Regions from separate parts of the Mus musculus genome. Here all the other regions are linked to region 3. Evidence: chromatin loops called from intact Hi-C (ENCODE). Cell type or tissue: left cerebral cortex. All regions are shown on one strand.

The links. Hi-C counts contacts between places; a loop is a spot of excess contacts. Peaks named below come from ENCODE experiments on the same cell type or tissue, not always from the same donor. Only the 100,000 strongest peaks of a DNase experiment are listed, where the experiment ranks them.
Region 1: it touches region 3 in a loop (15-fold over the local background); 2 of 42 quality-filtered maps call a loop at or near these places.
Region 2: it touches region 3 in a loop (5-fold over the local background); 3 of 42 quality-filtered maps call a loop at or near these places.
Region 4: it touches region 3 in a loop (8-fold over the local background); 9 of 42 quality-filtered maps call a loop at or near these places.
Region 5: it touches region 3 in a loop (2.3-fold over the local background); 2 of 42 quality-filtered maps call a loop at or near these places.
Region 6: a loop joins it to region 3, with 8 times the contacts of the local background. A loop is called at or near these places in 3 of 42 quality-filtered maps.
Region 7: it touches region 3 in a loop (3-fold over the local background); 2 of 42 quality-filtered maps call a loop at or near these places.

Annotation. Positions count from the first base shown.
Region 1 is chr5:25,083,266-25,087,265 of GRCm38, forward strand. All of the region lies in intron 1 of Prkag2 (protein kinase, AMP-activated, gamma 2 non-catalytic subunit), which reads right to left. Among named protein-coding and RNA genes, the nearest start is that of Gm42232, 15 kb to the right of the region's middle. In left cerebral cortex, no CTCF peak of the experiment used is centred here; DNase peaks (open chromatin) are centred at 2,120, 3,123 and 3,991; H3K27ac peaks cover 3,135 bases.
Region 2 is chr5:24,778,350-24,782,349 of GRCm38, forward strand. The region is part of intron 1 of Gm33591 (a long non-coding RNA gene); the gene reads left to right. Among named protein-coding and RNA genes, the nearest start is that of Crygn, 23 kb to the left of the region's middle. In left cerebral cortex, a CTCF peak has its summit at 2,055 (motif pointing left); DNase peaks (open chromatin) are centred at 2,026 and 2,876.
Region 3 is chr5:24,839,440-24,843,439 of GRCm38, forward strand. Rheb (Ras homolog enriched in brain) reads right to left here and starts at 2,922. Exons shown (of 8, transcript NM_053075.3): 1 at 2,746-2,922. The coding sequence starts at 2,797. In left cerebral cortex, no CTCF peak of the experiment used is centred here; DNase peaks (open chromatin) are centred at 1,678, 2,650 and 3,425; H3K4me3 peaks cover 3,448 bases; H3K27ac peaks cover 2,120 bases.
Region 4 is chr5:24,906,437-24,910,436 of GRCm38, forward strand. Prkag2 (protein kinase, AMP-activated, gamma 2 non-catalytic subunit) reads right to left here. Exons shown (of 16, transcript NM_145401.2): 5 at 1,887-1,956. It overlaps Prkag2os1 (protein kinase, AMP-activated, gamma 2 non-catalytic subunit, opposite strand 1), which reads left to right. Exons shown (of 7, transcript NR_040684.1): 6 at 4-92; 7 at 270-413. Among named protein-coding and RNA genes, the nearest start is that of Prkag2os1, 5.9 kb to the left of the region's middle. In left cerebral cortex, CTCF peaks have their summits at 1,870 and 3,123; DNase peaks (open chromatin) are centred at 192, 837, 1,592, 2,191 and 1 more place; H3K4me3 peaks cover 2,730 bases; H3K27ac peaks cover 2,036 bases.
Region 5 is chr5:24,984,240-24,988,239 of GRCm38, forward strand. The region is part of intron 3 of Prkag2 (protein kinase, AMP-activated, gamma 2 non-catalytic subunit); the gene reads right to left. 1500035N22Rik (RIKEN cDNA 1500035N22 gene) reads left to right here and starts at 1,603. Exons shown (of 2, transcript NR_166410.1): 1 at 1,603-1,797. In left cerebral cortex, a CTCF peak has its summit at 2,166; DNase peaks (open chromatin) are centred at 1,148, 1,585, 2,068, 2,571 and 2 more places; H3K4me3 peaks cover 1,240 bases; H3K27ac peaks cover 3,283 bases.
Region 6 is chr5:24,749,155-24,753,154 of GRCm38, forward strand. It overlaps Crygn (crystallin, gamma N), which reads right to left. Exons shown (of 4, transcript NM_153076.3): 4 at 1,848-2,035. The coding sequence ends at 1,900. Among named protein-coding and RNA genes, the nearest start is that of Gm33591, 5.9 kb to the right of the region's middle. In left cerebral cortex, a CTCF peak has its summit at 1,690 (motif pointing left); DNase peaks (open chromatin) are centred at 1,313, 1,772, 2,311 and 2,736; H3K4me3 peaks cover 1,819 bases; H3K27ac peaks cover 2,251 bases.
Region 7 is chr5:25,004,957-25,008,956 of GRCm38, forward strand. All of the region lies in intron 3 of Prkag2 (protein kinase, AMP-activated, gamma 2 non-catalytic subunit), which reads right to left. Among named protein-coding and RNA genes, the nearest start is that of 1500035N22Rik, 21 kb to the left of the region's middle. In left cerebral cortex, a CTCF peak has its summit at 2,017 (motif pointing right); DNase peaks (open chromatin) are centred at 2,032, 3,617 and 3,936.

The DNA.
Region 1 (4,000 bases), 240 kb after region 3:
TGAGTGTAAGGAGGGCAGGCACACTGCTGGGTGAGTGTAAGGAGGGCAGGCACACTGCTGGGTGAGTGTAAGGAGGGCAGGCACATTGCTGGGTGAGTGTAAGGAGGGCAGGCACACTGCTGGGTGAGTGTAAGGAGGGCAGGCACACTGCTGGGTGAGTGTAAGGAGGGCAGGCACACTGCTGGGTGAGTGTAAGGAGGGCAGGCACATTGCTGGGTGAGTGTAAGGAGGGCAGGCACATTGCTGGGTGAGTGTAAGGAGGGCAGGCACACTGCTGGGTGAGTGTAAGGAGGGCAGGCACACTGCTGGGTGAGTGTAAGGAGGGCAGGCACATTGCTGGGTGAGTGTAAGGGGGGCAGGCACATTGCTGGGTGAGTGTAAGGAGGGCAGGCACATTGCTGGGTGAGTGTAAGGAGGGCAGGCACACTGCTGGGTGAGTGTAAGGAGGGCAGGCACACTGCTGGGTGAGTGTAAGGAGGGCAGGCACACTGCTGGGTGAGTGTAAGGAGGGCAGGCACACTGCTGGGTGAGTGTAAGGGGGGCAGGCACACTGCTGGGTGAGTGTAAGGAGGGCAGGCACACTGCTGGGTGAGTGTAAGGGGGGCAGGCACACTGCTGGGTGAGTGTAAGGAGGGCAGGCACACTGCTGGGTGAGTGTAAGGAGGGCACACTGCTGCGTGAGTGTATCAGGAGCCTGGAGAAAGGAAGTGACATCATCAGAGTTCAGCAGGCTTCAGGAGGAGCCGGCAGATGACAGCTTCAGAGGAATGCTTTGCACAGCTCAGCTGTTTAACGTGGCTCTAGCAGGGCCACACGGTGGCTGGGCCACACACTTGGTTAACCCTGTAAGCCTCTCATTCTCTGTTTAGTCACCTGTTGGACGTGGTCCACTTTAACCTGCTAGCGTCCACTGCTCTTCATTGCTCAGCAGACGGTGCCTCACACCAGGGCCTCTCACCCCAGCTCTGGCTCTTCTATCAGACCGCACTGCTTCCTTCCAGTGTCCACAGTAGAACCTAAGCCTCTTGCTTCGTAGGTGAGGAAGCTGGGACCTCCATGCTAGGCTTCCCCACCCCCACCTCCGCAAGAGACCCTTGGATGACTAGCCAAGAACTCAAAGACAAACCCTAACCCACTCTTGTTCTGCATGGCCAATGTCACTGTCCCTGTTAGCTCCTATCTAACAGAGAGCAAAGCTGACCCTTAACTGGGCTTAAAACCGTCAAGTATTTAAATTTTGTATTTAGAGTCTGAGTCATACTATAGCATGCATGTATATCTTTTTATATGGCCTCCCTACAAATACATGCATAAATACACATGTGCACACATGCGCATGTGAATACAAATATTTGTACATATACACATATGACCCTCCAATCCCTCGAAACACATTATATTTTAGGGCTTGAGGAAATGAATTTATCAAGGTCTCTGACCCCATCATGGCTGCATGTGTCTCTTTGCTGAAGGCTCCCTGAGCATCTCTGGGCAACCCTTCTGCTGTGTCATAAGCACGTGGAGACAGATTCTCGGTGCCTAGAGACAAGAGCTACGTAACAACCCTGCCAAAAAGCCAGGCAATGGGAATCTAGCTACCAAGGAACACGGACTAACAGTCAGAGTCTGAGGAGTACCAGGCATCCTGAAGACCACGTATAGCCAGGGCCCTGGGGCCCTCTGACGGTGCCTCAGTTACAGAGCCAAATAAGGACAATTCAGGACTTCCGGCCCCAAGGTCAGAACTCAGGGTACGGACAGCCTAGAATCAGGATGCCCAGCTCACGGGCCATACTGGGGATTCTCATGGCACTGCCTAAGGGCAATGGGCAGCAAGAGCAGTCTCAAGCCAGGGTCATGCTCAAGGTCACAGCAAGAGAAGACTAACAGAGGACGGGGACAGCCTCACATGATTGTAGGTGCTACTGTTCATATATGCGCGGGGGACACTGGTCTAGTGGCCCCCACTCACCACCCACGTGGGTCCATACAGCCTGAGTAAGCAGATGGCTCAGCCCCCAGCACCAGCACGCTCTCACGCAGAGTCGCAGGAGGCAGACAGTTGCATGCGACTGCACCATAAGGAAAAAGTGGGTGGGCAGGACAGGGAGGGAAGCTTGTAGGCAGAAACCAGCATGATGGGAACAGACCCAGAACCACGCCCACATCTCCACCGTATGGATCCCATGGAGATGGCCTGTTTGCTTGCTTAAATAGAAGTTACCTTGTGCCAGTGACAGTTACTACCATCATCTCCACTACCAAAAGAATGCTCCAATACGGAAAGATGACAATGCCCAAGGGAAGAAAATCGTCAGGGATGGGAGAAAACACAACAACAACAACAACACACACACACAGGCCCTCTGCTCTTGCCAGATTTGGAACACACGTGACTCTTGGTGTATCTCCAGTAAATGAAGAAAGATTATTTATATTTTATTTATATTTTTTTGAAGCCTGGTCTCATGTAGCTTAGGCTGGCCTTGAACTCACTATGTAGCTGAGAATAACTTAGACGTTCCAATCCTCCTGCCTCCACCTCGCACTCGCTGAGCTGACAGGCACACACTACCAGGTCAGTTTCTGCAGTTCTGGGGACAACTTTGTGCATGCCAGCTAGGTAGGCAACAACTCAGCTGTCGTGCAAGAAAGATGATTTTCTTTCTGAAGTCCTAATTTGTTCTCCTTTGCTTCTGGCTCCCCTCTCTGTATGGCGCCATTTCCTTAGTTCAGAGAAACCAGGAGCCTATCAAGAGTCACCCAGCTAGTGATGGGCAGCAGGAGAGAGGTTGGATCCACAAAGCCTCTATCCCTAATCAACCCAAGGCCTATAATCCCAAGGAAGCCAGAGCAGGTATGCCAGGCACATCCATTCAAGCACAACATTTCTTGTGGGATTGGCAGCGCCTGAGAAGATATTTTTGCCTTCTTTATCTCCCCCAAGTAGGATGTAGAGAGAAGCAAGAAGAAATATCACTGGGGGTGGGGGGTGGGGAGGGAGACCAACATAGATTTAAGAGGCAACCCACTGGGTTCAAACTTCAGCCCGGCCCTCACCAGCTGTGTCCCTTGGGCAATGACTCATCCCTTCCGAGCCTCCATTTCCATGATTATAGAATTGGGCAACAAGCAGAATCAGGTCAGGCTGTGATTGGCTAAGTGACAGAACACTTGAAAGAGGCTGGCATGATGCCAAGTGCCGAATGGTGTCCAGCAAAGACTAGTGTGGAAGTCTCTTTCAAAGATGACCCTGGCCCAAGATGCAGTCCTGCTGAGCACACCACAGTGTCCCAGGGTTGGCTGCCGCAACTACACTAAGCCCTAGAACTGGGTCAGAAGGCAGGTTTTTCCACCTGGTGAAATTTGGCTCTTAGGAGACGAAGTAAAGGGAGGACAGGGGCAGTGGTGGAGAGACAACAGAGAAAGAAAGAAGACAGCAAAGGGGAAGGTAGGTGGTAGCAAAGGCTCTGATGGATTGTAGCCCCAAGGCTTAGTACAGAAGGATGCATTCCCAGGGCTCCCACAGCAAACTGAGACAGCAAACAGCAACACCGGAGGGGAAACACTCTAAGCCCCATACCTATTCACAGGGAGCCAAGGATGGATCACTCCCATAAAACATGCCCACTGAAGATCTGAGTGTTCTTAGGGAGCAGGAGATACAAATACCCTTGAGCAAGGGGCCTTTCTTAGCAGAGCATGTAGTGAACAAACGCAGTCCATGTGGAAGATGACAGGATAGATCAGAGCTGGAAAATGTCATTGTTTTTCACTGGGTGACATTCAGGACCTTCCTTTCTGCTGGCTCCCAACTGCCAGAGTGCTGAGACTTACAGAGTTCCAAGAAAATGAGGAACAAGGCCAGTGCAGAGGCTCGCCTGGCTCCAGGCTGCAGACCCAGCAACAGTTGGGAGGGCTTATGGGGGTGTGGGTTGAGGATATTCATAAATCAGCCTGTAAAAATTGCTGGCGATAAACACCTTGCTCCCTCCGTGCA
Region 2 (4,000 bases), 61 kb before region 3:
CAGACTCCCGTAGCCCCCTGCAGAGAGGTGTGTGTGGCCATCAGTCATGGAGGCAATGTCCAAGTTCCTGGTATTCGGTCTGGACTCCATCCCCACAGTTACCTGGCAACAGCTAGGATGGCCCAGCCCACTATAAAAGGGGCTGCTTGCCCCCTCCTCTCTCTCTTATCTCTTGTTCTTACTCTCACCTCTTCCCTCCTTCTCCCCCTCTCCCCCCCCCCACGTGTCCATGGCTACCCTCTGCTTCTCTACTCTCTCCTTTTCGCTGCCTTTCTACAATAAATGCCTTAAAACCATGGACTGCCTCTTCCCATCAGGATCGGCTCTGCTGGAGCAATGGAGCGGGTTTCCCTCTACCGATCCAAGTGTCTAACCTCCCACCAGGAAGCCTTGCTGTGCTCCAGCCACGCCGGCCGCCAGCAGCCAAACCAAGTCGCCCGCAGAGCTAGCCGCCTGAGCTAGTCAGACTCTCTCCTCCCCACAGTAACCTGCCAGAGCTCTCCTTCCTGCCCCCTTTCCTTCAAGCCCCCGGCCACTTCTGCCCGAGGGTTCCCACTTTGTTCTCAGCTCTTCCTCGACATACAGTGGCGTCAGTGCCCAGCGGTCTGTAGTGCCCGAGAGTTGGAGCCCAGCTCTGGCAGTTCGGCGGGGACCCCAGACTATGCCCTTTCCCACCCCTGGAGCAGGATCCCACCGCTTCCCACAGTCCAACGCCCGCTGGGCAGTTCTGTGGGGTTGCACGCAGTCAAATGCCCCATGTCCGCCCCACCCAGTGGCCCTAACCCTGAGCAGACGTGGGACCCCCTTTTTTTTTTTGCCCCACAGGCACCCACTGTTGTAATATTTGTGTGAATATGTTCTGCTCTTCCTTGCCTCCCCCTGGTCGCTGCTACAGGACAGCCCCCCTGGAACTATTCATAATTTTCCTGTGTTCACAGTTTGCTTTTCCTACAATTCAGATAGGAAGGCTGCTGTAGCTAAGTTACCTTTCAGACTGGGTTTTGTTTTTTGCTTTTTTTCCCTGAGACAGGATCTCACCTATCCTAGATTGGCATCAAACAAGCTATAAAGCAGAACTCCTGATCCTCCTGCCTCTACCACCAGAGTGCTGGGATTACAGGTCTGGGCCAGCACACCAGACCAGACTGGCTTCTTTCACTAAGCAACAAGCTTTAAGGTTATCATGTGGGGCTGGAGAGATGGCTCAGTGGTTAAGAGCACAGACTATTCCCAGCACCCACAGCAGGCAGCTCACAACTGCCTGCAACTTCAGCTCCAGGTGATGGGATACCCCTCTGACCTCTGCCCATAAGTAATAATTAAGATTTGAAAAATAAAATGGCATAAAAGAGATTATAGTGTCTTTTGGCCAAGTGGTGCATTTCTTTTTAGCATTGAATAACCTTCCATTATCTGCCTAGGACATTGCTTCTTGGTGCAGTTTCTGCTGCCGTAATGCAAAGCCTGAATGTGGATAGTTTATAAAGAGCAGAGATTTGTGTCCTGGAGTCCGAGGCTCCTAGAAGGCTCAGGTCAGGAGGGCAGCCTGGGTCTAGGTGTCTTGGGGCAGAAGCCTGCAACCCAGCAGTGCAAGTAGCAACCAGGTGGTGTTTTCTTTGAGTTAACTGAGGTCGGACAGGAATGAAGAGCACCTAACACAAGGTTGCTCAGCGTGGGCCCAGGGCCCTGCGGTCTGGGGATCTACCCTGCGATCCTGAGAGCCCCACCTGGGCATTTCCACCCAGAGCCATCGGGGAGGGCATGCACGAACGAATGAACAAAAATGGGCTGGCACTCGTAAGCCTGCCACCAGGATCGGGCTCTAGAAGGCCAGCCTGTTTGAGCTAGCTGGGAGAGGTGTCTAGCTATGATCACCCATGTGTCCCCCAGTTCCTGCTCTGCCCTACTCTAGCGTAGGGACATGAGCTTGAGTGTTTCTCCCAAGTCAGGGATCAGACATCTGCAGAAAGGGACCTGTCAGGGGAGGGAAGTCAGAACCGCGATTTTGGAGGACAGGGTTTATGAAATGACGGATGCTGAAGCCTGCCCCCTTATGGTCATATCAGTAACTACATCCTAGGGAAATTATTATTTGTTTGTTTTCGAGACAGGGTTTCTCTGTGTAGCCCTGGCTGTCCTGGAACTCACCTCGTAGACCAGGCTGGCCTCGAATTCAGAAATCCGCCTGCCTCTGCCTCCCGAGTTCTGGGATTAAAGGCGTGCGCCACCACCACCCAGCTCCTAAGGAAATTATTAAGCACCATTGTGGGAGGCTACCAAAGTCTGTCTGTCTTATAGACTGTCTGTCCCTCATTTCCTCCATACCTCCTTTCTCTCTTTCTTTTTGAGACAGGGTCTCACCACGTAGCACTGGGTGGCCTGGAACTCCTTATATAGAATAGGCCTGGTCGGCCTAAACAGTGGTTCTCAACCGTCCTAATGTTGCCAGCCTTTATTTAATACTCATGCTGTGTTGACCCCAATCATACATTTTTTTGTTTCTACTTCATAACTACAGTTTTGCTACAGTTATAAGTTATAATGCAAATATCTGTTTTTTGATAGTCTTAGGCCACCCCTTGAAACAATCGGTTGATCCCCACAAGGGTAAGAACCACTGGCTGTGCGTTTGCGGCAGGGGTCCTTGGGGATCCCTTCTTATTTCTGTGTCTCTAAGGAATACATTTAGACATCTTGGGCTTTAATTTGCACTTCAGGCACAGATTCTGAAGTCAGCCTGAGAGTCCTTGTCAGATGAAGTGTAAACAGATGCAGCAGAGAGAACTGAAGAGGCAAGATCTAAAAGAAGGGCTTGAATGGATAAAGCCTGTGTCCTCACCAGCACCAGGCTGGGGTGCTGAGAGCTATTATTAGCCATTGAGGCAGAGGCGGGAGTTCTGCATTTAAATCCTCCCTCCCCCACTGGCTTGCTGTGTGACCAAAGGCAAGCAGCTCTGCGATGAGTTCTCCACACCCGTAAGGTGGGGCTAACAATCCACTCCTCCCAGGATCGTTGAGCAAATCAGTGAGTGAGTGTACCTTAAGTCCTGGTTGATGCCCAGCCACAGAGAACACCGTAGGAGCCTGAGGTGGTGGCACATGCCTTTAGTGCAGCTCGTGGGAGGCAGAGGCTCCAGGTTCACAGAAAGACTCCGTCTCAAAAAATAAGAACAATGAAGGAAGACATTTGATGTTAACTGCTGGTCCTTACACAAAAACACACAGGTAAACAGGGATGCATGCATGTTCATGTGAGATCACGCACACACACACACACACACACACACACACGTGTGCGCACACACTTTACTCAATATGCTGGGCAACTTTCACTGGCTTCCACACCAAAACTGAAACTGCACTATTCAACATGAAGTTCCCATTAACCCTTCCTGCAGTTCCCCACCCCACACTTTTATTTATTTATTTTTTGTTTGTTTGTTTTTTGTTTTTTTGAGACAGGGTCTCTCTGTACAGCCCTGGCTGTCCTGGAACTCACTTTGTAGACCAGGCTGGCCTCAAACTCAGAAATCTACCTGCTTCTGCCTCCCAAGTGCTGGGATTAAAGGCATGCGCCACCACTGCCCAGCCACACTTTTATTTTTATTTTGCTTTTTGAGACAGTTTCTCTGTGTAACAGTTCTGACTGTCTTGAAACTTAATCTGTAGAATTTGTAGTGTAAGCTGGCCAGAGATCTGCCTGCCTCTGCCTTCTGAGTGCTGGGATTAAAGGCATGAGCCACCATATCTGGCCTCTTTCTTTCTTTCTTTCTTCTTTTTAAGTATTTTATTCATTTATTTTATGTATATTAGTACACTGTAGCTCTACAGAGGGTTGTGAGCCTTTATGTGGCTGTTGGGAATTGAATTTAGGACCAAAGATTTATTTATTATTATAAATAAGTACAGTGTTGCTGTCTTCAGACACACCAGAAGAGGGCATCAGATCTCATTATGGGTGGTTGTGAGCCACCATGTGGTTGCTGGGATTTGAACTCAG
Region 3 (4,000 bases):
GAGACAGGGTTTCTCTGTGTAGCCCTGGCTGTCCTCGAACTCAGAAATCCACTTGCCTCTGCCTCCCAAGTGCTGGGATTAAAGGTGTGCACCACCATGCCCGGCTGACTCATCTACTCTTGCTGAACTGCCACTCACCAAACCACAACCATTTCATTTTATAAACTTCCACATCCCTGTGATCTCGTCCCTCTTAGCAATACAAGGAATACACACAACAAATAAGCTTTTGGAAAGATGATCTAATGACAAACTAGATTACCAACACTCTGGAAGATATTCCAGAGAGACTACCAGACGCAAGACAGTTTACTTTTTTGACAGTTTTGACTGGAGGAGTCCTCACTAAGGACTCAGCTGTAGTAACAACAACGCACCATGAGGAAACTGCTACATATGGCCACCACCAAAATTAACAAAAAGGACCTCCATAAAAGCCAGACTGAATTACAGGTGACATGTCCATAAAACTTCCCTACTGCAAGTATCAGGAAAATACTGCAGAAGGAAATTTTACTGACTTGAAAGCCTAATAATGAAAAAAAAAATTACATTTCAGTTTTTGCTGAAGGCAAACTTAAAAGTCTGTGGCATCATCAAGTAACAATGCCCAGCAGTCTAGTCAGAACAGAAAACAGCATTTACGCAAGAAAACAGTAAAAAAGGACATGGCTGCCAATCCCCACCACACCACATCTAGAAACAGTGAAATTTCTATAGTCTGCCACCACACACATCTCTAAGTTCTAATAAGTGGTCAATTCCCAGAAGAGTGGCTAGTACATGCTGAAAAGACCAACTACTCCTCTACAAAGAATCCAGAAACTAGAAAATATGTCCTTCATATGAAAGCAAACTAAAGTTAAATGCAACATTAGCAATAATGTAGTATCTTACTTTAGGCATTACACTTGAAAACAAGTATAGAGAATACAGGCTGCAACACACCAAGGGCATTGCATACAGGTCTACAATCCTGTGTTCCTCCCCGGGCTAGCACTACACTTACAACCAGCAGCCCAGAGTGAATGTTTGTGAGAAGGATAGGAGTAGCCAGACACATCTATCCTGGCTCTAGTGGGGCTTTCCCAGGAAAACCAGTCTAGGCTATACAGTGAGTCGAGGACTACCCGGGTTACATAAGACCTTGCCTAAAAAAATCAGGATGGTTTTCTATTGACAGAAGTTCTTAGCAAAGGAGACATAACACTACACTTATTTAAACCCATTGCCATTTCAAAAATTACAATAAAATCCAGACTGGTAGAATATTCTCTTGCATTGAAAACAGGTAACCCTGATACTTGTGACTTATTTATGCCTTGCATTCAAGATTACTATCTTCAATTAGTTATCTGATTAGAGGGTACTCAATCAACAGCCAAGTTACATCATGGTCTCATTCTCCAAATTTGGAGGGAATTCAGAAAACAGTATGGTGACTCAGACAACCAACACTGGTTACATCAGGAGTTCTATCTTGGTGTGAATGGATTCACCGTAATTTTGTGCCTGTTAACTCTAGGGTTGCAATTGTTAAAGCAGTCACCTACTCTTTCCTACTATGAACACCTCAGCACTGCACTATGCACGTGTCACCTTTCCACTCTAGGCACTCCCATCTGTCACACTGTCTCCGATCTTCCATTCCCTTCCTAAGGAGTTTCTCCAGTTCTTGAGGAGAGAAGGTGAAAAGTAAGCAGGCCCTGACTGATCTTGGTCAAAGAGCACAGAGCCGGGCACCAGCAGTGGAAAGCAGGGTGAGAACGCAGAATGAACCGCCTAGCAGGAGCCCATCCAGTGGGGAAGGTGTTCTACTGCCAGACTCTCCACTCCTCAGTGGTCCCTGTCAAACGCACATTTTCTGGAGACAGTTACATCTTTCAAACAGCACTAAAGATGAACGTGACAGTCCCCTGTTCCGGTCGGTCAAAAACAATAAAGCCTCACCCTGCAGCGTGGTTAAGTTCAAATGTCCTGTATCACACGATGGACTGAATACTACTGTCTGGACACCGCGTTCCCTCCCCACCCCACCCAGGACCACCTCTATTCGGCAAAAAGGTGATTACTAGGAACAACTTTAAATGTATGTCAATCGCTTGGTGGTGGTGTTAGGAAAACAAACGGGCTTTTGAATTACTTTAACAGCCTGGTTCCAAGTGCCTGGCCTTGTTTCTCCTCAAAGGGGAAAAGAAAAATAGGACACATTAGAGACGTCTTTCTCCTCTTCCCTGTGCTGGCTGCCAGATGCTACCTAGCTGGCCTGTGAGGGGTCCAGTCTAGGTTTCTTGGAGGCGGAAAACTTGGTAGCCAAACGTCTTGAAGTTTCCCTGTTTTCTTTAAAAGGCTTAACTTCTTTGCAGATGGAAAGGTCACAAGGAGAGGTTTCCTTTGTTGAAATGCCCGGGGCTTGTGGGATTGGGGAAACGGGTGGGGACAGACCGTGCTTAGAGAAGGCGGGACAGATGCGGGGATCCGACTAGGCTGCTCCGGGCCGCAAGACTCCCGGGCAGTGGCCCGCGGCTCCTACGCCGAGGGAAGGACGCGGCCGCCTCGGCCTGCCGCCCCGCCACCTGTCCGCCGCGCCTGGGGACAGGGGAAGGCGCCGCCGCCTCCACTCAAAATGGAGGTTATGAAACGCGCGCCGCCCGCCCGCCCGCCACATGGCCGCGCCGCCACAAACTTCGCAGGCGCGTCCGCGTCCTGGGGCTCAGCCCCGACATCGCCCGGGCCGCCACTCACCCACAGACCGGTAGCCCAGGATGGCGATCTTCCGGGACTTGGACTGAGGCATCTTGGTGGCCTGCTCAGCCCCGACCCAACCACATTAACCGCGGCGGCGGCGGCTCCTCCGGCTCAGACTATCGGCGGCGGCTGCGCCGGGAGAACGCGGCATACAGAGCACGGCGGCGGGCGCGGCTGCCTCTCGCTCGCTCGCTCGCTCGCTCCTTCTCTAGCTCGCTCAACCGCCCGGAACCGAACGCGCGGGCCCTCCCCCAACAACACACCCACGTGACCGCGCGCGGCCCCGTCTGCGCCGCCTCCCGCCGCCGCCTCCCAGCCCGGAACGCGCGGGGGAGCGTCGGGGAAACGTTTTACTTTAAAGGGAAAAAGCGGAGACGCCCCAAAGCCCCCGGAAAAGTCACGACCGAAACTCGCTGCGTCATGACCCTCCCACCTACTTCCGCCGCTTTTTAATTACGACAATCCTGCCCGAGCTCTGACTGGACGGCTCCCAGACTGCCGCGCGATGACGCAATGGAAACTCCGTCTTCTATTGGGGATTGGAAGGGTGGAGCCAAGGAGAGGTGCCGCTCAGCGGGGAGCTAAAAATAAATTCTGTCTGCTTTTGCTCGGCGGGGCGCCTGCGTGGTCCAAAAGCGTGGCCCTACCGGCGGGTGGGCGGGCGGGCAGGCAACTCCTCAGTGATTGGCTAATGTGGGTGCGGGGGCGGAACCAGAGGCGTGAAGCACGGTGATTGGTGAAGTGCTGAGCCGTTGGCCGACTTGCGCCTGCCGGCCCTTAAAAGGAGCGAGGCGCGTGGCCCTAGCTGACGGACTGTAGGTTGGCTGACACCTCGCTTCGCACTTGTCTATACTTCAAATTACCGTCCTGCTATGTTAGCTTTAGTCTGGGCTTAACGTGGGTGGTGACTAAGCTTTATTCGTGGCTGAGGAACTGTGGGAAGAATGAAATCTGTGCAGCTCGCAAATGTCAGAAATTCCATTAAAAGCAGCGCGAGCTGACCAGTCCTGGTGCCGACTCGGGCAACACGCCGGGTGGCACGCACCTCGCACAGACAGGCGCGCGCGTGGGAGTCCTGCAGCCAGATCAGTGCGTCTTTTCATACTGAACACTCGAGAGGTTATTTCTGGAGAAACGTGAAAGTCAGCCATTGTCAAAAACGCCGAGGAAAAGGAGGAGGCTTAGCTGTCTGGTGTGGGCGGGCCATGCCTGAAAAGGGAAGGCTGTCATATTTTCTACAACAGTCGTACAG
Region 4 (4,000 bases), 67 kb after region 3:
CAGATGAATGAACAACTTAAAGTTCCAGGGGAACAAAGCGCTGTTCTGGATGATTCCGCCAGCACCACTCCCTCTTCCAGTTCAGCTTCACAGTAAATGTTTAATATTCTGCCTTCTTAGAACTCTAGAAACATTTGACAGGGTTATTTGTGAGGTTCAGCTTAAAAGTAATGCCAGTAACACAGATAAAAATAGTTGGGTGAAAGGGGGCGCTCCTTTTCAACATTTTTTATTTTTAACATGCTTGCTCTCACACTGCACGTTCGCAGGCTATCCAGGGGTGAAGAGTGGGCACACAGCGAACTTTGAGAAATGCACATAATATGAATCTCAAGGAAAGAGAAAAGCCACGAAATCTATACTAAGCGGAATCCCCATGTTAAGATTCACCAATAAAAGCCTTTTAGAGTCTGGATTTTGGCTAATGGCACTTAATGAAAGTCACATTTACAAAGCACTGACTACGGGTTCTCACTGAACGCCACGGTGCAGGTGATCTCACGGAACCCTCAAAGCAGAGAACTCACGCCACTTGTCTGGGGGCCTGCCAGCCAAGTAAGAGATGGCTGCGGATGTGAGTCTGGGTTCTCCCACATAAAGCTCCACTCTGGGAGGTCTCACTTCAGTCTCTACAGGTTTAGACATCCCATAACACAAACCGGGCAGCCCGAAGCCACTACCTGCTGTGCAATATAGGAACACCGAGGGACTAGGAGGTGCATCCAAATGAAGACACAGACTTATCTTTTGACAGGACAAACCACAAACAAAGCTCAGGAAAATTCTGAAGTGCACCATTTGTTAATAAGGAAGACATTTCTATAGATGCGTTATCTTTAGGCCAACACATCTGAAGTGCTACAGCGAAGCTACAACAGGCCTAATGCTATCAGGGTAGCACTCCCCAGCTGGCTGAGCATGCTTACTTAAGTAATTGCCTGAACATCAATGAACAGGGGTATTAAAGTAAAGTTGGCACAAGGGACAGCACCCACACAGCGCATTCTTTGTTCCAGGCCCTTCATTTTTTTTGTCAGTACTCTTGGAAAAAGGAACAGCTTCCAAATAAATCATGGAAGTACAGGAGGCTGCATAAGGCCTTTTATCGTCTTCAAATGGTCATGCATCTATATAAAGTTCGTTTTCGACTTCCCCGTTTAAATGTTAGCAGCCTCAAAATAAGATCCGGGCTATTTACCTGTAAGCAGATATTATTTAAAAATAGGGCAGGAGAGGAGACAGAATGGTCAAGTGTGAGGGGGTCGCTTGGTCTCAAACCAGTTCAGTGAGCCACTTCGGGTTTGCCGATTTAACTTTACCCATTTGAGGGGGAGGAGGGAAGGGAGACACACCCTACTGGAGGTATTTCCACAAATACAGATAAGGGAACCGGTTTGTTATTTGAAGGCATGGGCTGTCCATATGATTCCAGGGTATCCTCGGGGCGCGCGGTGACATGCACAATTAGGGCTGCATGACACCTGACTCTCGCTCGAGTTCGGGTGCGGAGGACAAAAGGGCCGTCCCTTGGAGCGCGCGGGCGGCCGCTCCCGGGATCGGGACTGCGTCCCCCAGAACCCGGCTGCGTCCCTTGGAGCAGAGCTGCATTTCCCGGAGCCAGACTGCTTCCCTGAGAACCGGACTGCATCCCCGGAGCGAGGCTGTGTCCCCGGGAACCAGGCTCCATCCCCAGAACCAGGCTGCAACCCCAGAACAGGGCTGCATCCCCAGGAACCCGGCTGCTTCCCCGAGGCCGGGTGCTTTCCTCAGAGCGGGACTGCGTCCCCGGGAACCGGGCTGCATCCCGGGAGCCCGGTGTTTCCCCGGAGTGGGCTGCAGTCCCGATGCCCGCCGCCGGCAGCGCAGGGCGCGGGTCGCGCACTCACCTTCCTCCTGGAACTCCAGCTTCTCCAGCATGCCGGCTTCCGCGGGTCCCGGGGCCGCCGCCAGCACCGCCTGAGGGGGAGGAGGAGGAGGACACCGATCAGCATGGGCCGCGGCGCTCGGGCTTCTCGCATCGGGAGGAGGGGCCTGCAGTGGCGGGGGGCGCGCGCGGCGGCGGCGGGAGCGCGCGGCAGGCCAGGGTGGAGCGCGTCCCCGCCCAGGCCGGGCAGCCGCAGGTGGGCCGCGATGGCACGCTCTGCTCCCCCCTGCGCCTTTGGTACGGCCCGCGAGCAAGCAAGCGTGGGAAGGGGGAGCGGCGGCCCCAGTGCTTCGCCGTCCGCGTGCGCCAGCGGACACGCGCGTCCTCGCGCAGGTGTGGGTCCATGGGCACCCTCGGCGGGTGCGCGCCTCCCTCTTGGGGCCCCGCACCGGCGGCGAACCGCTCCCTTAAAAGGAGAGGCCGCCTTCGGGGCCGCGCTTCGCCCGCGCTTTCGTGCACTCGCCACTCCCCCCCCCCCCCCCCCCCCGCGGCGGATCTCTTAACTGGCTTCCTCCGTTCTCAGCTAGCTCTTTCCTCACCGCCGCAGCTTGCTGCCAGAAGTTCACACAATTTAAATCTGGCCCCGGGCACGCCCGTCACCCTGGACTTGGGTATCTGAGACTTCCCTATCACCAACTCCGGTTGGCAGGCCGCAAGGCTGGCAGCCGTCTGCTGCCGGGAAGGGCCCGGAGGCTGCCTGCCGATGGCCAGCACCTGCCTGGCTACCGGCCTGGGAGGGAACTTGTCAATTTTACAAGCCCAGAAGCAGGAAGTAGAAACCTCTTTAGTAGCCTTAGCTGCTGGGTCAATTCCTAAATCTAAAGTGTCCAAAAAAGTTTTGTTAAGATGTTTTGTGATAAAAAAAAATGCAGTTTGTCATGCTTTGTAGTGAAAAAAAAAAAAAAACCTGAACAGTTCTAAGTTTAGGAGCACAGTTTCAGAGCTCTGTCTTACCCAACCAAGAGCCAGGGATAAAAGGCAGATTGGAAAAGAGGGTTTGAGGTTGGGGGAAGAATGTGGGTGGGGGATGAGGGAGGAGTAGGAGGAGGGGAGGGTGGAGTATGGTCAAAGTACATTGTATGTTGGGGGGTGGTTCAGTGGTTAGGAGCACTTGCTGCACCCACATGGCATCACACAGCTGTCTGGAACTCCAGTTCCAGGGATCTGATGCCCCCTCTGGCTTTCACAGGTACTGCGTGCAGATGGTATACATATATACATACAGGCAAACACATAAAATACAAAAATTCTTTAAAAAACATATTGTATGCATGTATAAAGTTCTCAAAGAAGAATAAATTAAAATATTAAAACACTACTTGGGAAGAAAGAAACGAAACCATCCAAATTGTAGGCTATTCATGTATAAAATCCCAAAGATTGGAAACAAACAAAACTCCTACAATCAGGAAGATCAGCAAGATCATAGGATCAAGACACTGCATCTGATATAATAAAAACAAATGTGTGGAAGCTGGTATCAAAATGCTGTTTACCATCTCGGCAAGGAAAGGTAATATATTAAACACAGGAAGCTACATAAAGAGTTTATATCTAAAAACTGCACAGTTCGTGAGGTGGATGCAGAGGTAATCAAGGGGGAGGGGTGCCCCACATTCAGGGGTTGGAAGATCTAGCATAATGTCAGTTAGCCACCAAGGTCATCGCTGGGTTTCTTTCAATTCCTGTCAAAATCCCAGGAATTCTGTTTCGTAGACACAGATAAGCTGATTTTAAAGCGCACACTGGAAGGCGCAAGCTTTGAAATATCTAGACTGAAGTGGGAGGGGTCCCAGTTCATACTGTTAAAGCCTGCAGTGAGGACTGGAGAGAGGGCTCAGTGGCTGAGGACCCAGCACTCTCCTGCACCCACATCCCTGGAGTTTATCTGCCTGCAACCCCAGGCTCGGGGCCTTCTGGCCTCTGCGGCTCAAATCCATAGAGAGAGACATAATACACACAAATTACCAAACAATAAAAGCAGGCTGGGTGTGGTGGAGCATGCCTTTCATCCCAGCACTGGGGAGGCAGGAGCAGGCGGATCTTTGTGAGTACAAGAACAGTCTGGTCTACAGA
Region 5 (4,000 bases), 140 kb after region 3:
CAGTTTGGGAAGATGAATTCTGAGAGTGGAAGAGGGATGGGGGGTGGGGGGCGAGCTGGCATCATAATGAGCATGTGCTTAATTCTCTCAAGCTGTGCAGCTCCAGATGATGAAAAAAAAGTTTTATCTGTTGGTCACAAAAAGGAAGTTAGAGGAGAAGGGAGAGGGAAGGGGGGAAGGACAGGAGGGGAAAGAAGAGGAAGAAAGAGAATGAAGAAGAAAAGGAGGAGAAGAGAGGAGAGAAGAGGGAGAAGAGGATAAAGGTGGGGGATACAGAGAGGAAGGAAAAGGAAGAGGAGGAGGAAGGAGAGAAAGGAGAGAGGAAGAGGAGGAGGAGGAGGAAGAGATGGGGGATGGGAGAAGCGGAGGGTGTCTCCCCACTGGTTCCTGGCAGTGGGCTTTCCCACAAAGGCCCAAATCCAAGCCCCCCAGCCCCTCCTGGCTGTCCCTGGCTTATGGGCAGAGGTCCTCGTCTTAACATGCAAGTCACCACATTCCAAGCATAGCTCTACATATTCACAAATGTCCACTACCACTTCAGCCCCATGGCAGAGCCAGGGGCTCTGAGAAGCCCCACACACATCTCCCATCACCTTAAAAACAAACAAACAAACAAACAAACAAACAAAACAGCTCCCAAGAACAAGGAAGGCTACAGTGCACCCACTGTGTGCAGACAGCTGTTCAGGGGGACACAGACTCATTCCACCACAGGAAATGCCATCAACAAGTCTCAGATACGACAGGCAGACAGCCACAATTCGGACTCCGTAGGGACAGGTCCCAATTCTTTCCTGCACAACCCCTTCCAGAACAATCTTCAAGCATTTTGAAATGTTTTTGAACTTTCATGATTCGGACAACGTGATCGAATGCATCGAGAGCCATTGCTATCCCAGGGAGGAGCTGGTCCTAGAGTGGTGAGGTCTGTCTTCCCACAGTACTTCCTCCCCAGGAGGATGGGTGGTCCTTCAAGTACCTGAAGGTTCTCCTTCCCCAGGCTCACTCCTGGGGAACACTTGTGTCACAGCGTTCCCAAGCAATTCAGTACTTCAGATGCTGTCGCTAGGAGCTCTCACGCTGTCTGTTCTGCAAACGACAGCAGCCCTACCTTCCAAAAAACACAACCCACAGAAGAAGTAAGACTGAAAAGCTGAACAGGCCAGGTGGAGGGTGCCCGTCAGCAAGACTAGAACTCAGGAGATGGATGTGAGGGTAGGGCTAGCCTGGGGTACATGAAGAGGCTGTCTGGAACATACAACCCGCCTTGGGTAAACTGTGCTTTACTATTGAATGCTTTAGTTCAGAACAAAGGACAGCTGAGGCCTCTACATGGGGAAGAGCCAGGCCACAGCAGTTCTGAGGACACTCTAGTGTGTCCCCTCCATCCTGTTCTTTCTACTCTTGAGTGGGTGCGCGCATACAGAGACCCAGCCGCTGCATCAGCGCATAACTGGATGGGAAGGGTCCTGCCTGCTCTCATTTTCCTTCATTTTTCTATATTAGGGGCAAGATGATCTATTTTTAGTGTGTAGCTGGTGTAAGTCAGGGGTTGCTATAGCAACGGCAAGTGGCTACAAACCCAGTGCCGCTCCGGTTCCCAGTCACAGAGAAATCCTGACAGAAATGCAGCCCTGGAGGATGGAGCGGCCCTGTTCTTGGGGGTTCCTGGCTCCTGTCCTCATGGCGTGCAGTGCCATGGGCAGGCTGAGGCTGAGTGTGCTAGGAAGCAGAGACTATACAAACTAGGAACCGTGAGAAGAGCTGACTGGGAATGGGTGCCAAGCTCAATCACAGGTGAGGAGAGAGTCCTACATTTGTGCAGCTCTTAGACAATAGGCAGAGGCAGGCTGGCATGCACTGCCTGGGCCCAGGGTAGCAGGCAGGGGATTGGAATGGGCTGTCAGTGTTGGTTTGTTGAGTCAGGGTCTCCTGTAGGCTCAAACTCACTCTGTAGCCAAGGATACCTTGAAGTCTTGATCTCGCTATTTTGTCTCTCGAGTGCTGGGATTACAGGCATGAGCAATCATAATTATATAGTGCTGGGAATGGAATCCAAGTCTTTGTGCACACTTTTTATCTACCTACTGATCTACATCCCCACCCTAGGCTGCCTACCTTTTAAGGCTGCCTCTGTGTGCACCTACCACCAGGGGCCCCAGACTGAGCCCAGCAGATGAGAAGGAACCTGGAGACTGAGCGTGCCATCCTCAAAGGCTGGGTGTATGATCTGTGTCCTATGTAGACTGTGGCCTGCCGAGCTCCCTGAGACAACGCTGCACTCAAAGTGTAAAAAAAAAAAAAAAAAAGAAGCCAGGACAATTAATGTCTAGGTTTACAGGCAGTGGGAAATGTGTTTTAAAATGTAGTTTTCTAATGACTCGGGGTAGTGAGGTCAGGGGATGAGCTTCCTCTGGAAAGACAGTGTATTACAGTCCCCCAGAGGAGGGGGTGTGTCACAGCCATGGGGGGGGGAGCGGCATGACAAGGAATGCCAGGCTGCTCAGGAGGCAGAGGAGAAAGGAGAGATCAGGCAGAAGCTTGGCTCTTGTTTCCAGGGAGAAGAAAGGTAACGCAGGTGGGGCAGACAAAGACTGGCTTCTGTGGATGTTTCCATGGGCCTCAGGGGTCTCGGGGACTGGCTCTATCCCCAGCATCACAAAAACTAAACAAAAGATCTAAAATGACCCTCAGTATTAGCAGCAACACCCATCGCTCCCCTGTTGTCTTTACCTTTCTTTAACTTCCAAGAGTTTTCGTCCCCACGGCACAGGGAGGCTCCTTCCTAGAAAGCCCATTGGAGGGGAGTGGACCCTGCTTCAGGGAGGGAGACTGCAGAGGAAGGGGTCTGAGGCCCCCAAGGCTAGATTCCTCAGGCCCTCACACAGCCCAGGCTGTGGGTAGCTCCCCAGGATGAAGCTGCTTCTCTTTCTCTAAATGTCACCATCTGTCCTGTCCTGAAAAATCAAGGTCAGGGCTGCCTCTTGCTGGTGGAATATTTTCATGTCCTCCTCCACCAAGCTTTCAGCCACAGAGCATCCTGTCTGAGTGTGAGAGATGAGGGTGCAGGGTCATTTTCTCCCATCTTAGGGTTGCTTTCTCCACTGCTAGTCTACATTCTAAAGAACTCCTACTGCCCTGTTCCTCTGCTCTCTCTCTCTGTCTCTCTGTCTCTCTCTCTCTGTCTCTCTGTCTCTCTCCCTCCCTCTTCCTCTCTCCCTCTCTCTCTCTCCCTCCCTCTCCCTCCCTCCCTCTCCTTCTCTCCCTCTCTCCCCCTCCCTCTCCCTCCTTCCTTCTCTCTCTCTCTCTCTCTCTCTCTCTCTCTCTCTCTCTCTCTCGCTCTCTCACTCTCTCGTGGTTTGAATAGGAATGGTCCCCATAGGCTCACATATTTGAATGCTTGTTCATCATGGAATGGCAGTCCCTAGAAGGATTAGGAGGTGTGGCCTTATCGGGAAAGTATGGCCTTTCTGAAGGAAGTATGTCATTTGGGGGTGGGCTTTGAGATTTCAGAAGCCCAAGCTAGGCCCAAGAGTTCTCTCTCCCTGTTGCCTGTGAATCCAGACTTAGAAGTCTTAGCTACTTCTCCAGCATCATGTCTGCCTGTGTACCGCCATGCTCCCTGACATGATAATGGGTTAAATTTCTGAAACTGTAAGCAAGACCCAATTCAACACTTTTTTTTTGGTAAGAGTTTCCTTGGTCAAAGTGTCTTTTCATAGCAACAGATACTAAGACACCATCTGTCTGTCCACCCACCCAGCCCCCAATCTGTGGTGGTTTGAATAAAATGGCCCCCATTGGCTCATATATTTGAATGCCTGGTTCTTAGTTGGTAGAATTGTTTGGGAATAATTAGGAGGTGTGTAAGCCAGTCCCCATTAAATACTTTATTTTACAACTGCCTTGGTCATGATGTCTCTTCACAACAAAGGAAAATAAATGAAAACACCATATATCATCTATCTTCTATCTCCATGCAGCTGTCTGTCTGTCTGTC
Region 6 (4,000 bases), 90 kb before region 3:
TGCTTAGGGGGGGGGGGGGGCTTGAGTCACCACAGCTGGCTTGCGCTTTCACATATGTAGGGTGCGTGTAACAGATAGGTTTGCATTATTTCACAAAGAACAGGACTTTTGGTTTTCTCCCAAGCTCAAGTCAAATATCCTAATATATGCAAATGTGTTTCAGTGTAGGGGCAATGGGTCTGAATCCTGCTTGCTATGTCATACCAAGCAAGTTACTTAGCTGTCTTAGTCTAACCATCTCATTTGTCCAGGGGTGATAAGAAGCACGGGTGTCTCTGTATAGATCAAGTAAAACTGCATGAATTATATCTACTGAAGAGCCTGGTATAAAGTCAGCGCTCAATAAACACCCATAGTAATGCTATTCACAGTAAGCAAAAGAGTGTGAGACCCTTAGCCAGGGCCAGCTGGATTCTGCCCTCCTCTGATGTGTTAGGGGCTGGAGTGGATGGTTATGGAGGAGAAGGAAGGACAGACAGGGCCCTGTCTTCCTCCAGGAAGGCCTTACTCACTCATGGAAGCAAGCTGGCTGCAACTCTCCCACAAAGGGGTCTGCTCCTGTTCCTGAGCAACACGCAGGGTTGACTCGAAACAGACTCCCTTCCCAAGGGGTCCTTGGCCTAAGCCTCAAGGGGATGGAGGGTCCCTTGGGAGCTGTCAGTTTTCTGAGCTTTAGTGGCTTCTGGTGGAATGCAGTAGAGTCAGCAAGCCCTGGGGACTCATATGGCAGAGGATACGCCTGTGCTCTCTACCCAGAGGCTGCTTAACGTAGCTCTACCTAGAACAATCCTCTACTGTCCTGGGGTGACCCAGGGCCCTGAGTCATTCATCTTTGCCCTCTGCCTAGCCCCTGGTGACAGCATCACCTGTGTGAACGCAGTGATTTTTAATGATATTCTTTTTCTCATTTCCTTCGGTGTAGGGAGGTAGAGGAGGAAATGAGGCAGGAGAGGTGGGAGACACTGGTCAGGGAGGACCAGGGTCTACAGGCAGGGGCAGGGAAATAACCTGAGCCGCCATCTTATCTGGACAACCCCCCTCAAGGAGCCTTTCCTCTCTCAATGGGGAACAACGTTGGCATTCGAGGATGTGGACCCCTTTATCAGAAACCCCACTGCAGGGGTCTCCTCCGGTCTTCCATTCCCGGAAACGTGTTCTCCAGATTTACGCCCAGCCCCAAGGCGGACCGAATGTCTTGGAAAAGATCTGATGACAGGGAAGCTCTATAGAGTTGCTCCGGGAGCCGCGCAAAGGCGGAGGCTGAGTGATATCCTGCAGGGACAGTCGTTGTCTAGTGCCTCAGGACCCTGATAGCTTCTTCCAGGTCTCCATTCCCCGGATTCCAGGGGCATGACTCCGCCCTTCTCTATCACCTGGCCTCTCCCTCCCAAATCAGCCAGGACTCTTCCTCTTAGCCAGCCCCTCCCTTCCCCTGGCCTTCCTCTCCCCCACCCCCAGCTCCCCCACGCCTCTTTCCTCCTGCCCCGCCCCTCTTCTTCTCGCCCCCACCGCTTCCCAGCAAGCAAGCTTCCTCTTCTCCCCCACCCCGCCCTTCACCTTCACCCCCTTTCCCATCCCCATTTTTCATCCTCCTCCCACCCCCACCCCCGCCACCTCGCCCCTCCTCTCGGGCGTGGCCCCCTAGCAGGAGAAAACAGCCTGCCTGCGTCCTGCTCGCGGGCGCCCTCGTGTGGCCTTGGGCCCCGAGGCGGCTGCTGCTCTGGCTAGGCTTTGGCGGGGGAGGGAGTTAGTTGGCTTCCTTGCTCCAGCAGGCTTCCTTCCCCCTGCCGGGTTGGGGCCCGCCAGCCGGTGAGAGGCCTAGAAAGCACTCCGAGGCCCGCCAGCACTCCGCTTTCTGGATATTTATTGCCTCCGTGGGTCGCACGTACGCAGTTGGGACTAGAAGAAGTTGAGCACCCGGCGGAGCGACTGCACGCGTGCGCTGTGGGCCCCCCAGTCGGAGAAGCAGCGGTAGTCTCCTCTCTCCAACACGTACATGCGGCCGCGGTAGTTTGGCTCCTCATAGAGGACCCACCTGAAGGGCAGAGGAAGGGCGAGTCACCCGGAGGGAACCACACGAGGACGCTTCCCCGGCCCCGGCCCCGCCCCCGCCCCTCGGTCCTAGCTCCTCACTACCTTGATTGACGATATCTGATTCGGGCTTGGTGCTGGGGTTCGACAAGATGGGGACTGCCCAGTAATTGACCATCCCATGACAAAAGCGAGAGCGACTGGGGATGCACTATGCCCAGTCACCCACCAAAGGGCCATTTTTGCACAGAGTACCCAGCTCTTGACAGGACGCCTGACACAAACTGGGGACCGTTCCCACTGTGTATCCACTCAGCCAACAGCCGTGGCGGTGCCTGTGCTCTAGTACAAGTGGGCTGTGCTGCCTGCGTTGTACAGAGGATCTGGAGCTGGCAGGACAGGAGGTCTGACAAGAGCGCCCTTGTGTTGGGGGATTTGGGGGGAAGGTGTGTACCAGGCCCCTGTCCTTTACAACCCAGTGGACCAGGGAATCAGGAAGATTAACTGGGAAGATCGGATGGGTGGTCTCTTCCTGGGAACAGGCATAAGGAAAAGGTTCTTAATAAGTATAGAGGTGTAAATGTGGGACCCAGGGAGAGTCGTCGTGTGGACGCTCTCACTTGGGGCTCAGGTTTGGAGGCTGGCCTAAGGGAGCTAGGAAGTCGGGGAGGAGGAGCCGCCAGGCCTGCCTGCACCAGAGGGCTGTCTCTGTCTTTACCTCGGGCTCTCCCCTCCCCCTCTTTCACTAGAGTAGAAAACAGCTTTTCTCTGGGGCAGGACTCCCTCGGGCGTGCTCGGGTGCTCACGGCCTCTTGAGGAGATGGCTGAGATCCAGGTTGTAGTATTACTCTGACCTCTCTTCTCGGGGAACCTCCCTCCCGCGATGTGCCTAGGCAGTTCCTACTCAGTCCCAAACTTCTCAAATTCCCTCCCAGGGAGTGTCCTTGCCTTTCTGCTTGCAGACAGCTCAGCCGAGAGAGAGGGGGAGGGGGAGGGGGAGAGGGAGAAACTAAAGGTCACATAGCTCACTTCCTTTTCCTTAGCCCTTAGCTCTTCCACTCCAAGTCATCGTAGGCCCCTCCCTTCATCATCTTGACCCCTCAACTGGTAAATGGTACAATCTGACAGTAGGGTCAGGGATTGGAAACTAAGGGGTGTGTGTGTGGGGGGGTGTCATGCTAGGGACGAGCAGATCACTTCCTTACAACCACAGCCTTCCACCACATAGCTAGAGTCTCCAAGAGAGTGAGCCAGTCTCTATTCTGTACTGCCCTGAGCCATCTTGGAGCTCTTGTGGACATTCTGAAAGGAAAAGGGACCTGGCTGGTGTGACAGCTAATCCTGCGCATCCTTGCTCACCTAGCTGCAACTCTTAGAGGAAAGCAACAGAGAAGGGGTCTCTGGGGAGGCGGCTCAGCAGATAAGAGCACTGGCTGCTTGTCCAGAGCCAGGTTTGCTTCTCAGCACCCACACTGCAGCTCTCAACTGTCTGTAACTCCAGGTCCAGGAAATTTAATGCCTGCTTCTGACCCCACCGGGCATGCATGTGATGCACAGACATGCATGCAAGTAAGACAAATGTATGGAAATAAAAATCATTTTTAAAATTTAGAGGGGGGGGCGCTCAGTCTGTTGGAGTGTTGGGGGATGTCCCTGCTTTTCCTGACATGCCTCCTAGGACACAGGTATGAGGGACCGTTCACTCCTGAGCTGACATGGAACCCACAAGGAACAACACTCTTGGCACAGGGAGGTGGTTGAGGAGCCCTGCTTTACTGCTGGCCGGATCCCAGAAAGGGCACCAGGGACCCAGGGCATCACCGTTTTCGAAGCTACTTCTGCACAAGACTTATATCACATAAGAGTTAAGGTTATCAAAGATAAGAACACTCTGGATCCATCATCTTGGCCTCAACCTCCTGGCCACTGAGACTGGCTCCTCCCTGGAAAGTGGAGATTATATTCTCTT
Region 7 (4,000 bases), 170 kb after region 3:
CAAAAGACCCAGGAGCCACTTGATGGGGCTCCTGCTGGACCAGTCTCAGACAACGTGGACATCAGAATATGACAATGGAACATTCTAACTCAGTAACTAAAACACAAATCTCATAAACACATATGTCCACATACACAAGCATACATGTGCACATATGTACATATATATACACATAGGCATATATTCATGCATGAACATGCATACACATATACAGATACACATTTGTACATACATGGGTACCACATATACACATAAAACACACACATATATCCATGCATGCACAGACGTAAATATAAGCACACACACATATTTTCACATGCATATGCACACAGATACACACACATGCATGCATATATACTCATATATGCACACAGGAAAGATGATAGATCTTTTTCTGAAAAAGACTCCCTTTCCAACCAGCTAATGCAGAATTAGTGATGAATTAGAATATCACTCTTTAGCCATGATTCAGGCAAGATTTGTTGATTGCTGCTAAAAGTGGCAGGTGAAAGCTGGGGAGAGTGAGGCTTTTTACACAATATTTTAAGCACCCATCCCAGAATGCTGATCACAAAGGGAAACGAACCCTTTATTAAAGCAGAGAGAAAGCTCACTGTGCAGACAGTCCTCAGTGTCACATCAGGGCTCCTATCACCAGGAAGGTGCTGGAACAGCCCCTGCTGTGGGGCCCTAGCACAAGCAAGCAGCCTATGGCTTGCCTGCCAACAGCTAGCCCTGCATCTGCTCATGAGGAAGTGCTGAGCACACCCAGGGTAAGGGGCAGCCACACAATAGCTGGCCTGTGCCCTGGACGCAAGAGCTGAGGTAATGGAAGATGAGGCATGCAGAGGGGCTGCGTGAAGCTGAGGGACAGAAGAGACAGGGCCACAGACTGGGTCATGTCTGGGGTGCTTCCAAAAAGGATGTCATTAAGACAACTTGCTGAATGCAAACAGAGCCTGAAGTGGAGCTAATCACTCTTTGTTGACATTCGTTTCCTGAACTTGATAGTTACTGTGGCGGATCCACCTTCTTTTCACAAAGCCAGCAGGGGTTAGGCAGGGTTTGCAACCTGTGGCTTCTGACTGGTTTGGGGTCATAGATCAGATATCCTGCATACCAGATATTTACATTACGATTCATAACAGTAGCACAATGACATCTATGAAGTAGCAACAAAAATAATTTTATGGCTGGAGGTCACCACAGCATGAGGGACTGTATTAAAGGGTCACAGCATTACGGAGGTGGAGAACCTCTGAGTTAGGGGATGTTGAATCTGTAATTTACTCTCAGTCACTGGGACGAGCACTGCGCGAGCAGAGGTGGGGTGGCAGGAGACAGACAGATAGATGGACAGATGTCAGAGCTAAGCAAACTTGGAGAGATGTTAGCATTGTGAATTGAGTGAAGAGCACAAAAGAACACTTTAGATTGTTTAACAGTGAGTGTGCATGCAGTGTGTGTGTGTGTCCATGTGTGTTTTCGTGTGGGGGTACATGTGCACACATGTGCACATGAGGAAACCAGAAGTGGATGTCAGGGGTCTTCCTCTACCATTCTCCGCCCCATTATTATTAGTTTTTGAGAGCTTGAAGTTGTCAGAATGGAATATTACTTAACAAAAGGAATTGATAGAGGCTAGGGCACAGCTCATGAGTGTCTAACATGTATGAAGCCCGGCCTCAACCCCCAGCACCGTGTACAGCACCATCAAAGTCCAGTACTCGGGTGATGGAGGTGGAAGGGTCAGAAGTTCAAGGCCATCCTCAGCTATGAAGTGAGTTGGAGGGTTACAAAAACAACCTTGCCTCAAAAATGGGAGGGTGGGCTGAGGTGAGGGCAAACATGTCATGCATACTGGCAGTAGCTGTTACTGGAAGCTGGAGTGTCCCTCAGGAAGGCTGTGTAGGGACTGGGAGAGTCTCATGATTCATTCCCAACACCCACACAACCCTGTCTGGGCTGGCAGGGACAGAAGTTCCTTCTCAGGACAGGTGCATGGTGGCCACCAGAGGGCGCCCTCCTAGAACTGCATTAGGTGCCAGACCACATAGCTGTGCCATTCGATGGCTGCACTTTTCAGGAAACCCAGATGCCACACATACTTGCCTTTTCTTTGTGGACAGGCTGGATGAGTCACGTTTTTCAGAAGGCTGCAGACCTGCCAGCTGCCGGGATCTGGAAAGCTCCAGCCGTAGCCAGTGAGCACAGGGCCCAGTGAGGCCGGCAGGCCAAGGCTGGGTGAGCTGTGGCCTCCGAGGAGGGAGCTGTGCCTGGGGAACGGGCCAGCCAGGGTAAATCTTGTAGTGTTGGGCATTGAGCAAATCCATGCTAAGTTGAATCCTGGCATCTGAAGACACGCTCAGGTTGTTGGTCCAAGCCCCTGTGAACAGCGCATGCACGTTTCCTGTGTGCATGTCCCGTGTGCCCACCTGCAGACCTGCCTTTTCCCAGGTGGCACATACAGCCTCCTCCCCTCATTCATTCAATTTCTAGCTGTGTTTAAGCCCTGCCTCAGTTTGTCTTACTGTCCCTTCTTCCTGAGTGCACACTGGCATTGGGCCATTGGGTCTAATACTTGACGAAGCAAGGAAGCAACCCTTGTGGCTGCTGGAGGGTCCTTCTAGGAGCATTCCACAGGGGCTGCAGGAGGAGAGGCGGCCTGGCTCCCAGTTAGCTGTGCCTGTTCACGGCTCGCTGGTTTCTTGGAGAAGCACCGCATTCCTCCCAAAGACTTCTCCATCAAGGGAAGACGTGTGCCAGGGTGCCCTCCTGTCACCCTGTCACAAGCTTCCTCTTTACAGGTTCTTCCTCTGGCGATACTTCACAGAGGCTAGTGATCCCCACTCTCTGTCTCTCCAGTGTCTGAACCCATGCCCAGGCCCCATGGAGTCCTCTGAAAGCTAACAGCAAAAATGCACCATCAGAGACCCACAGTGATGACCCAGGTACACACCAAACACATGCTATGGAAGGAAGCATGCCAGGGCTCCTGTCAGGGAAAGGTGTACAAGTGTCCATTACCAATGTGCTGCTGCTACTGGACTGTAGGGCGAGGCTCCTGTCTCTCAAGTGTCAGGAGGAACCCAATGGATCTGTCACCAAGGCCCAGTGACATGGCCCCACAGCCACTTAATGTCCTCTATACTATGTGTGTTCTCTCACCTACTCCTTGCTCTTCCATTTCCCAGGGGTCACGGATCCTGCTGAGAGATGCCCCGCCTTCTCGGTGGGGCTGGTGGGGCTGTAGCGGTCAGGCCTTGGGAAATGTCCGGCTTGGGTACAGTTCCTATGGCTGCCATTCCTTTTGAGCAGCCATTGTTCAGGTTCCATCCTCCACTGGGCACCTTTGGCTGGTCTACATTGTCTTCCTTCCTTCCTTCCTTCCTTCCTTCCTTCCTTCCTTCCTTCTTCCCTTCCTTCCTCTCTCTCTCTCTCTCTCTCTCTCTCTCTCTCTTTCTTTCTTTCTTTCTTTCTTTCTTAACTCTCCCACGCAGGGAGGTAGGCAGGGCTTTGTTTCTAATCTCTAGGACTCTCAGGCTCCCGTGGTTCCATCTCCACTCTTTACCCTCACAGCCACAGAACCACGTGACTGTAACCATCTAAGTCTGGACTAAGCCCATCTGTTTTCAGCGCACACAAGTTCCACTTCCCTGCAGGACCCTGAGAGGCAGGGGATGAGAGAGGTGTCTTCAGGAGAAGGTGCTGGAGCTGGTGCAGAGCTGTGAGTCTAGACCCTGGGGCTAGAGGAGCGAACTTACTCCAGTTTATAAAGCCTTAGCCCGTTGGTTCCTGCTCTGTGGCCCTTTGGTCCACATAGGCTGCCCCACTGCCCCGAGTTTGTTCTGCAGGGCAAGCCGGGGCAGGGCCCCCTCAGTCCCGGGAAAGCCCTTGGCGTGTAAATTGTAGACTTGCAGACTCCAAACTGAAGCCTTGAAAACTGGGGTGTACTCCTCCCCTGCACTGCACGAAACCTTCAGCGTTTTATGGGAAAACA